Linked DNA regions of Homo sapiens: region 1 is linked to region 2. Evidence: read pairs that join two places in POLR2A ChIA-PET (ENCODE). Cell type or tissue: OCI-LY7. All regions are shown on one strand. Each heading gives the region's core, and the rest is flanking DNA. Links, peaks and the distances in the headings are about the cores only.

Region 1 (5,381 bases), core at 124-5,123, 91 kb after region 2:
GAGAGTGAGTGACAAGAATCCTAACAATCTTATTTCCATTGAGTCCTTATAAAAGAAGTGGATTAACTACCACGTTTTTAAGTTTTTCTTAAATTTAGGTTATGTGGATCTGGCGTTTCTTGTTTTGTCCTGGGTTTGTTTTGTTTTTGCTATGCTGTCTTGAACATCTGTCATCTTGTAGGCCTAACGGTAAACACAAAAACACTTTACCTCCTATAGCTTTCAATTAAGATCTCTCAGTTTGTGTTTGTAATAGTTTTCCAGGCAAGTTCTCCCTAGGTTCGGCTTCTAGTGTGTTAACCTTTAGTTATAAAGTGAACCCAAAGAGAGAAAGTAGAAACAAAACACCTCACCTGTTTTTGCTCATGAATTACTCTCTATGGAAGGAACAATCATGAACACCTCTGCGTATCACAGAGGCCTATCTGAGTCTGACGTTTAAGGGAGACCGCGTAGGTCCCTTTGAGGACTGTGAATGTGGGAGTCCTGGGACTCTGGTGAAGAACCCGTTCCAGAAGAGATGAATGAGCTGGACAAGTTCTTTCATAGAACCTTTAGGCAGGTTTTCTTAGAAATGCACATTGAGGATTATGCTTGGATATTGTGATGATCAGAATGATACTCAATCCCTTCTGCATTTGGAATTCTCTTTGAAAGAAAACATCCCAGGCAGCTATTTCTCAGAGATAGTGAGTCCCAGCCACTTCTAGACATTTTCTTGTGTAGTCTACATTATAATTTCACAGCAGTCTCTGATATGACAAATGTCAAAATAGCCCAACCTTCTCTAAACTTCAGAGATGTCTGATATGATATTGAATAAAACAATGCTCATAGAAACATCAAGAAAGGTGGATTTTCCCTGGATACTTTTTTCCTGCTTGACAAATAACAGTGAAGAAACTGATCTCACGTCTTTTTCTCTTTGGAAGCCTGAACACTCAGAACCCAACTTGAGGCTCCTCAGCTATAGCAATTCTGACTTCACAGTCTGTAAATTATTGTTCTTTTTTTTCTTTAGCTTATGCTTTCTGCCCTAATTTATCTTTTCCCTGTTCTAATGAATTATTGTCCTATATCTGCTGTGCAGTTAGGTGACATATAACAGCAATTAAATATATGAATTGGTACATATAAAGATTTGACTAAAACTCGATGTAAAAATAAGTGTTCTACATTCAATTTCCAGTGTTAGAAACAGTGCTGACTTGAACAGAGTGACAGAATTCCATCTTTCCCTATTTTTGACAGCTTTAAACTTTATATTTTCTTCCTTTCTTGTGAGCCGTCATTAACTTGTTTCTCAAAGCCATTCCCGTATTACCCATCTTGCAGACGCAGACAGATTTGGGAATTTGCGGTCAGAGTTGTATTGGACACATCCCCCCAGCCCACATGAGATCCTTTTAATCTATTGCATATTAACTAGTTTTAAGTACAATATTCCTACTTCATTTAAAACCATTAATCAAAGAATGAGTTTGAAAATGAACAAAATGCAAACTTACAGTTAGAAATAATTGTAGTGTCTTTAGTTTTGGTTAGGAGTCGGTTTCTTGTTTGTTAAACTCAAGATTGTGAACAGTTTTAATTCACTTGTTTATTTCCAATAGAGATTTCAGGTTTACATTTGAATTCAGAAACAAAGTTTTCTTTCTCATTACAGAGAACACTAAACTCTACATCTCCCTTCCCGAGCAAGGAGCTGGCTGAAGCCACAAAAACATTGCTGCATAGTCTTGGGACTCTGGCCCAGGAGGTAAGTTGTGTCTTTCCAGTACCAGGAAGCGGATCATCCACTGTATCAGTATTTTCATTCCTGAGTCTGGCAAGAGGTCCTTTTGAGTTGAATATCACATGGGATGTAATATCAATTTTCAAAGTATAAGTGATGTAAACAATAATGTTTTGATTTCCTTATTTTAGAAATGAAGAAACCTAAAACTCATAGATGTCTCAGAGCTAATTGGTTAGTGGCTAACAGCTGGATATCTAGTTTAGAACCTTCTCCATTTTTTCTTTTTGCCCCTAGGTAATCATACATTTGTAAAGAGGAGAATTATCTCTGCCACTGCCCATGCACTGCTTTTGTCTGACCAGCAATTTCTCCATATTGCTTCTTCAGTAGCAAGGCCAATCATTTTACCAACACACATGCTTGCTAACTAACAGGAATAACGTGGTACCCCTAATTCAGCCCTTTCCCTTGAAAGCATCTGGCTTCTGAGGTTCAACTATGGGAATATGGTCTCTTAATGAACATTAAGTTGAGTTTGCCTTTTAGGTCCACATGTTGACAAATGTATCAGAGTAATCTCTGTCCTAGGATCAGAGGGCCTGTAGGCACTTGCAAAAGCAGTTAGCTCTGACTCCCAGCCAGTGCACACTCCACCTTTCTGACTCCCAGCCTTGTCTCAAATTAGGCTTGGAAGCGAGGAACTGTCTGGTGTCCCCCAGCATAGGAAGCTGAGCCAGGGGGCAGTGCTCACAAACAATACAGACTTTAACGTGTAGGATATTGGAAAATAATAATTTGTGGGGAAATTGTCTCAGACTTGGTCCACCCTTATTTTTAGCTGCTTCTCTAATCCGTTTTTCTTTTTTTGGTGCTTGTATCTAACCTACCCATTTTTTGGTGCTTGCATCATTTTTTCAAATATCAAAAACGAACTTTATGTTTTCTAACAATGAAAGTATTGCATGTTCATTGTGGAAAATGCTGAAGACTTGGAAAATACAAAAATGCTGAGATCAAACACTATTGATACGTTAGTGTATTTCTTCCTGTCCTGTTCTACTTTCTTTCTTTGAATTCTGCTCACGTGTTTCTGACTGATGAGGTCTGACTTTTGGGTTCCTTTTCCAGAGGAGAAGCCTTCTTTCAGCTTGCCATTTGTTACCCTGGTTATGAAGGCTGGTAACCTTTTTTACTAGGTAGAGAAGCTGGACCAACTGGGGTTCTTCCAGGGGGAGAATGAGAAAGAGAAACTGTTTTGCAAGTCCGTAGCTATTTCTCTAGGGCCCTGTTAGCTGACATTGACATGCCTTGCATTGCTCTGCAGATCCCCTCGCAGCCCTCTGTCCCTTGTTCATTTCTGGCCTTAGAGAAAGCAAAGCAGGGTCTGTAACAGGGGAGGCTGCCTCTAAACTCAGGGTTTGGTTACAGCTGTTTTCACTTACATCACTGGCCCTGGTTTTTTTTTTTTTTCTGGCATTAAAAAAAAAAATTGGAAGCAGGTGATGTTCCCATTGCTGATGTGGTGGAAACTCTCCAAGTGAACAATATACGTTTTTCTTGGCAGCTGTTTCTTGTGCCCTGCTTGCTCCTGGTCCAGGACAAGCAAGGACCATCTGCCTCTTTCAATAGAACACCTCCAGATCCCTTTGATCAAAAGTTACTCATTGTCTGACTTGCTATTTCTGTGAGATAAATGGGAGAAGATCAATAAATGCACTTGTTTGTCCAGTCAGCGTGTGGAAAGTTGATAATTTTGACCAAAGCACAACCCTTGAAAGGAAAAGAAAAAGGGAGTGAATGTCTTCTGAGAAGCTGCCTAGGTTCAGACAGTGTCACCCATTTCCCTGTATGCTCCACATGACAAACCTGAGTGGGTCTCATCATGTCCATTTTGCAGATGGCACCAAGGCTCAGAAAGGTTAGGCAACTTTTCCAGTCACCCAATGAGTTAATTGACAAAACTGGGATTCAAACCCAGAACTGTTGGATTCCAAAGCCTGTGTTGTTGCCTGCTTCGTGAAAAACTCCAGTAGCGACTGGAATAGAAAGGAGAACCTTCCAAGAAAGAAAATACGCACTAGCAGAACCTGGAAATTGGGAGGAAATGAGGACTTGAGGAATAAGATGAATGAAAGCTGACCTGAGTTTCACATCTGGGTGATGGGAAGGGAGGACAGGGAGGCAGCATCTCAGATGTCCACCCAGCACCGACCAGCTGCCTGGCATTGCTAGGTGTTGAGGACTCAGCAGTGAACACGCTAACTTCTCTGCTTTCTTGGGGCACGTATAGGGTGAGAGACAGAAACAAACAGGTCAGTGTACAATGCCACAGGAGGGATATATGCAGTGAAGAAAAAGCAGGGTAAGGGGCATAGAGCATGAGAAGGTGCTTTTTTTAAAGGGGGTGATTAGGAAAGCTCTCTCTAAGGTGACAGTTGGACCTGAAGGAGATGATAGCATGTCTGTGGTGAGGGAAGGAAACTCCGAACAGGAAGAATGGCAGATACAAAGACATTGATGCTAGAGCATGCCTAAGGAATGTGTTTAAGGACCAGGGAAAGTGAGCAAGTGGTGGGGGGAGGAGAGGAGCTCAGAGCAGGAGGAGGTGAGTGCCATACAGGCCTGGCAAGACTTTGGATTCCTGCTGGGTGAGATGAGAATCCAGCGGAGGGCTTGAGGGAGGGGACATGATGTGATCTAGAGTTTAGACTGTTTACACTCTGGTTGTTGGGTTGAGAAGAGACTGGGATGGGGGAAAGGGAGGACAAAGGACATTGTGCTGGATTGAGAAAGCAGTAAGTCAGTTTCATTCATTCACTCAACCGATGATGTTCAAATACCACCATCATCCGTGGGCTAAAGGATGAAGAGCCATCCCTCCCTGAGAGTCAGGAAGCACTTCCCAGATAAAGTTTGGAGTGTGAGCTGAGGTGTAGGAGAAAGAGTAAGAGTTTACCCCTGAAACGGGTGCTGGGAAGAGTCAATAGTTTGGAATAACTCAATAATTTATGGTGCTTCTTTAGAAAGATTTGCTGGCTTTATGTGGGAAGAAATTTTTTTTTTTGATTGGGGAGTGGTGGGTTGGTGGTGAGGCTGCCTGTGGAAAGAGAAGTGAGTGTTTTGACTCACTGTTATTTAAAAATCTCTAGGGCTGTTCCAATAAGCAACAAAAGGCAAAATGGCCTGGTTCTCTGTCCCCTTTCTGTCTGTATGCCTCGTACAGGTTATGAAAAGAAAAAGTTGGGAAAAGCTGTCCACCTCACCTAATTGTGTTCTTGTGGAGTGTGCTAGATGCCCCCTCTCTGGAGAAAAAAAATCCTTGTGGCCTCTGACCCACCTCTGGAGAGCCTAGTTCCCTTCTGGAGGCAGAAGGCAAAGCTTAGGACCTAGAGAGTGCTGGACCACGCCACTCACAGGAACCAGCAGGCTGTGAGGTTGAAAGCTAGGCATATGGAGCTTTCCAGGCTGGGTGCAGGGCCTCGTGGCCCTTCCCCTCCCCTCTGTGCTCTATAGCTCAGTCTTCCCAGGCGGTGTGAACACGCAGTGACATTTCCAGGAATACAGGGATTTATTAATGATTTCTTGTGAAATGTTTGGAAATACAAAGTACTCTATAAATATTTCATAATAGCATTGGGGCTGA
Region 2 (5,381 bases), core at 90-5,089:
AAATTACCTATAATCTTACCATCCACAGGTGATTGCTGTTAGCACCTATCTGGGATTTTTTTTTTCTTTTTTCTTTTTCTTTTTTTTTTTTTTTTGCAGTCTTTTCTAGGCACATATATTCAATGAAAAAGGTTATCAATATAGTAACAGTTATTTTTTATTGAATGTTAACCATACACATAAATATAGCTTTGCTTTTTTTTTCAATTCGCATTTACCATGAGCAGTTTCCTATATCACAACTCTTTGAAAACATTATTTTCACCTTTCATGGCTATATAACATTCTATCATGTGAATTTATCAATGTGTATTTTAGAATTGTTATCAGATGATTAAGCATTTTTAAAATGTTCACTCATCAATAAAATAGTGACAACATTCTTGAACATAAGTTTTTTTTACCATACTATCGGATATTTCCTTAGTATAAATTCCTCCAAGTAAAATTAGTGGGCCAAAGGCTTTTTTTTTTTGAGGCGGAGTTTCGCTCTCGTTGCCCAGGCTGGAGTGCAATGGTGTGATCTCGGTTCACCACAACCTCCTCCTCCCAGGTTCAAGCAATTCTCCTGCCTCAGCCTCCTGAGTAGCTGGGATTACAGGCATGCACTACCATGCCTGGCTAATTTTGTAGTTTTAGTAGAGACAGGGTTTCTCCATGTTGGTCAGGCTGGTCTCAAACTCCTGACCTCAGGTGATCTGCATGCCTCGGCCTCCCAAAGTGCTGGGATTACAGGCATGAGCCACTGGTCCTGGACCAAAGCCTCTTGATACATTTTGCTAAACTATCAGAATGTTGGGCCTCTTTGCACCCTACTAACACCCTCAGTTTTTATGAGTATGATTACATTATTTTCCCTCTTTTCCCCAACCTCCTATTCTATTTTCCTTAGATACCTTAAGACTGCACCCCCAACTTAGCTTTCTGTTCTCATTCAGGCAGTGTGTCCAGGGCTTCCAATCCCAGTGGTGAGTAGGCAGATGTGGGGGCTTCCTGTTGAACTCTGTTAGGTAATTGAGCCACTCAAGGGGAAACCAGCTTTGGGGTCCGCTCTGTGGCAAGCCCAGGACTCTATGAATGGAGCTCATTCCTCACTAATTTACACACCAGGACAAGTAGCCAGCTAAGAAATTGCTCTAATTTCACTGGACGTCAGTCACCAGAAGAATGGAGATACAGAAGGAAAATAAAAGGCCTGCTCCCACAGTGGGGTCATAGCACATCTCCACATTTAACCTTTGACAAGGCAAAAGTATTTCTTCTGTCCAGACAATTCCAGAAGTCATAAGGAATACTGGGCAAGGATGGGTCAAAACAACACAGACTATTGAGGGCAACAAAGGAAAAACCATGCACTCCTGAAGAAATCGTTCCCAAAATGCTGAAAGAGAAAGAGGATTGTCTCTCTAGAAGTCTAATAGAAAACAGTATCTGGAACATTTCCTAGGATTTTTTTTTTTTCTAATGACTTACTCTCTTATTAATATGTCAGAGAAAAGAAAAGCTCCTGGCTAAGAAATAAAACAGTCCCTCATCCCAGAAATCACAGCCAGGAATATGGATTCTTAAGTGTCAAAAAAGTACTCTGAATAAGGAAAGAAACGCAGATGCACTACTTCTATTATAATAAGCGCTTGATTTCTTTTAATCCCCTGAGTCCAATTATTTTCTTGGCAAATTTAAGGGTACTGACTGCTTCTGTGAATCTATTGTTACACTTGATAATGGATCTGAGTTGGGGGTAATATTTGCCTATCAATTTGGATACTTAAAAATCTCTCTCTCTTTCTTCATATACCCTCTATCTCACAACTTTCCATTTAATGAGGGAAGTGAATTTCTTTTTTCTGCCCCTCTTTCCTACTGCTTCTAGAATAAAAGCATAACAGGACGACAGGAGTGGAGATGAGAGGAAGCATTTCCAAGCAATGGGAAAGTATGATGAGAGTCGTGAGTTGGTAGAATGGGGGTGAGTAAGGGGTGGGGTGTGGATGGATGGAAGAGGATGGAGGAGGAAGCAGGTCATATGATCAGGCTTCAAAGGCCTTCCAATATCTTGTTTTCAGAGGCTTTGTAGGTCTTCTTACAGAACTTTGAGGGTATTTTTCCTTTGTGAGCAAAGGAGAACCATAGTAAATTTTGAGGGATGGGCTGGGCGCGGTGGCTCACGCCTGTAATCCCAGCACTGTGGCAGGCAGAGGCAGGTGGATCATTTGAGGTCAGGAGTTCGAGACCAGCCTGGCCAAAATGGTGAAACCCCGTCTCTACTGAAAAAACAAAAAGTTAGTTGGATGTGGTTGCATGTGCCTATAACTCCAGCTACTCGGGCAGCTGAGGCAGCAGACTTGCTGGAACCCGGGAGGCAGATGTTGCAATGAGTTGAGATTGTGCCACTGCACTCCAGTCTGGGAGACAGAGTGAGACTCCATCTCAAAAAAAAAGAAATTTTTTTTTTTGGAGGGAGAAAATATATGATTAGATTGTTTTTGTGTTGGTTTGCTTGTTTGTTTTTTTCCCCAAGCAAAAAATCACTTTACTGCAATAGGGAAGACAAATAGGAAGGGGAAGAAACTAGAGACAGGAACAGCAGTTTGGAGGTTCTGCAATACAGAAGCCCAGATGTTTGGCTTGGACTTAGACACTGGGAATGAAAAATAAATGATGAATTAAAAAAATAAAATATTTGGGAGGTATACTTGACCTGACCTTGGTGCTTTTTCAAATGAGAAGAGAAAGATAGAGACAGATGAAAAAGTTAAGCAAGGATGACTATGATTTCCCATAGTGAATGTCTGGATGATGATATCATTAAATGAAAATTTTTAAAAAGGCAGATGGTAGAAGGAGATTTGAAGGAAAGACAAGAAATTTGTTTGTTTTGGATTTACTTGTAGAATGACCTGCAAAATTTTGTCCTAATAAATGTTAACAAGTGGCTTTCCATACAAAAACCAAACCAAACAAAACCCTGATGTAAACCAAAAATAAAATTCTGAGGCCCCCCTTCACCATCTGAATGAACTTCCTCCTCTGCAAGGGCACTCTTAAAATTTAACATGAAAGACTGGTTCAGGTCATGACGGGAAGTGGGGGTCGGACAGGCCTCATTATGCCTCTCTGGCATTAACATCAACACAGACCTTAAGTCTGTTAAGAAGCATTTACAATCTATTCTCTCTGAAGCCTGCTACCTGAAGGCTTCCTCTGCACACTGAGAACTTTGGTCTCCACAATCCTTTATCTTAAGCCAGACATTTCCTTTCTATTGATCCCAGGTCTTTAGATAAACTCAACCAATTGTCAACCAGAAAAATTTTAAATCTATCTATAACCTAGAAGCCCCCACTTCAAGTTGCCCTGCCTTTTTGAACTGAACCAATGTATTTCTTAAACTTATTTGATTGAAGTCTCATATCTCCCTAAAAACCAAGCTGCACCCCAACCACCTTGGGTGCATGTTCTTAGGATCTCCTGAGGGCTGTCTCCTGAGGGCCAAGATCACTCATATTTGGCTCACCATAAATCTCTAAATATTTTACAGAGTTTTACTCTTTTCATCGACACTGATTTATATTGGATTTCCAATGGTGTAATATTCATGCCGTTGGCCGATTTCAAGCTAGCTGGTAGAGATATGCAAACAAACAAACAAACAAAAAGAGATATGCAAAAACAACTCTTGTGAGCTTGTGTGCTGGCTCCAACACACCATGCTGCTGGATATTCTACCAGGCAGCATAGGGCGCACGGTGGGTGAGCCTGGCAAGGAGACAAGAGCTGGAGGTACAGGGCTTAAATGAAGCCAAGGGCGTGAATAATATTGATGAGGAGAGCAAGTAGAAATGAAAAGAGAAAACCAGTATTAGGAGATCTATAAAGAAACAATAGTCAGAAAAAGAGTGGTTAAAGAGGCAGAAGAATCAGAAGAGAACCAGATTCATGAAATAAAAGAGAGGAATCAGTTTCAGGAAGGAAAGTGTGGTCAGTAGTGTCAAATACCAGAGACTGAATAGCCTAAGGATTTAAAAGAGGTCAACAGCACCACCAATTAAGCGGTTTTTCTGAGCTTAAGATATTTTTCTTTATTTTTCTATGTTAAAAATATTTTATAAAGAAAAAGAAAAAAAGAGATCACATTTGCCCCCCCAACCCGTCCCTGGCCTCTCTCTCTCTAAGGAAGTCGTTAATGAATTTGGGCAGAATAGATTCAGAGCTGTGAGAGTGAAAATTTGACTGCAGTGGGTGAGGTGTTAATAAAAGGGAGGGGGTAGAGATGAAATCTTTCCAGCAGTTTGGCTCTTAAGGGGATAGCTTGAAGGAAAGAGGGTTGGAAGGGTGGTTTTTAAAAAGAATTATCACTCACTAATCAACTAGAAATCCAGTGGAATATGCAGTACTTGTCTGTAATCCAGCAGGCTAACTTTTTTTTTTTTTTTTTTTTGAGACGGAGTCTCGCTCTGTCACCCAGGCTGGAGTGCAGTGGCATGATCTTGGCTTACCGCAACCTCTGCCTCCCAGTTCAAGCAATTCTCTTGCCTCAGCCTCCCAAGTAGCTGGAACTACAGGCATGCACCACCATGCATGGCTAAATTTTTTTTGAATTTTTAGTAGAGATGAGTTTCACCATGTTGGTCAGGCTGGTCTCAAATTCCTGACCTCAAGTGATCACCCGCCTCAACCTCCCAAAGTGCTGGGATTACAGGCCAGAGCCACAGTGCCCAGCCAAGGCTAACCTCTTGATCCCAATGACAAACAGAACAAACATCTTACTCAAGTCCAGAAGCAATAATAATTTTGAATCTTGCTTGCATGTCAACAGGAGCCACATTAATACAGAAGAGGATCACATTGGTCCAATTAAATTGAATTGATTGAGAGCCTCTGCAATACACGGTCTACTGCACAAATAATGATGGTTCCTGGTACATTTTTATTTGACCATTGATTGCTCGATTTGTTTCTGTGTCTAACTGTGTATTGGAATTAAGCTGACTCAATTTGAACTGCAGGTCCTTTTATCCCTCTTATTTTTTATTTATTTATTTATTTTATTTTAAGGCATTTCTCACTCTCCAGAAAATCTCTAAGATTTCAGCTATTAGGCATTTGTCTTTTTTTTTTTTTTTTTTTTTTTTTTTGAGACTGAGTCTTGCTGGGTTGCCCAGGCTGGAATGCAGTGTCACAATCTCGGCTCATCACAACCTCCACCTCCCTGATTCAAGTGATTCTCCTGCCTCAGACTCCCGAGTAGCTGTGACTATAGGTGCAAACCACCACGCCCAGCTAATTTTTGTATTTTTAGTAGAGACAGGTTTTCACTATGTTGGCCAAGCTGGTCTCAAACTCCTAACCTCAAGTGATCTGCCCGCCTTGGCCTCCCA

Evidence for each region. Peaks named below come from ENCODE experiments on the same cell type or tissue, not always from the same donor. Only the 100,000 strongest peaks of a DNase experiment are listed, where the experiment ranks them.
Region 1: POLR2A ChIA-PET joins it to region 2 with 9 read pairs; 7 of 35 experiments call an interaction of 5 or more read pairs at or near these places.

The regions. Positions count from the first base shown.
Region 1 is chr9:104,841,855-104,847,235 of GRCh38, reverse strand. It overlaps ABCA1 (ATP binding cassette subfamily A member 1), which reads left to right. Exons shown (of 50, transcript NM_005502.4): 8 at 1,667-1,759. Among named protein-coding and RNA genes, the nearest start is that of NIPSNAP3B, 80 kb to the right of the region's middle. In OCI-LY7, for the core only: no CTCF peak of the experiment used is centred there; no DNase peak of the experiment used is centred there.
Region 2 is chr9:104,932,583-104,937,963 of GRCh38, reverse strand. The region is part of intron 2 of LOC105376196 (a long non-coding RNA gene); the gene reads right to left. Among named protein-coding and RNA genes, the nearest start is that of ABCA1, 7.1 kb to the right of the region's middle. In OCI-LY7, for the core only: no CTCF peak of the experiment used is centred there; a DNase peak (open chromatin) is centred at 3,083; H3K4me3 peaks cover 433 bases.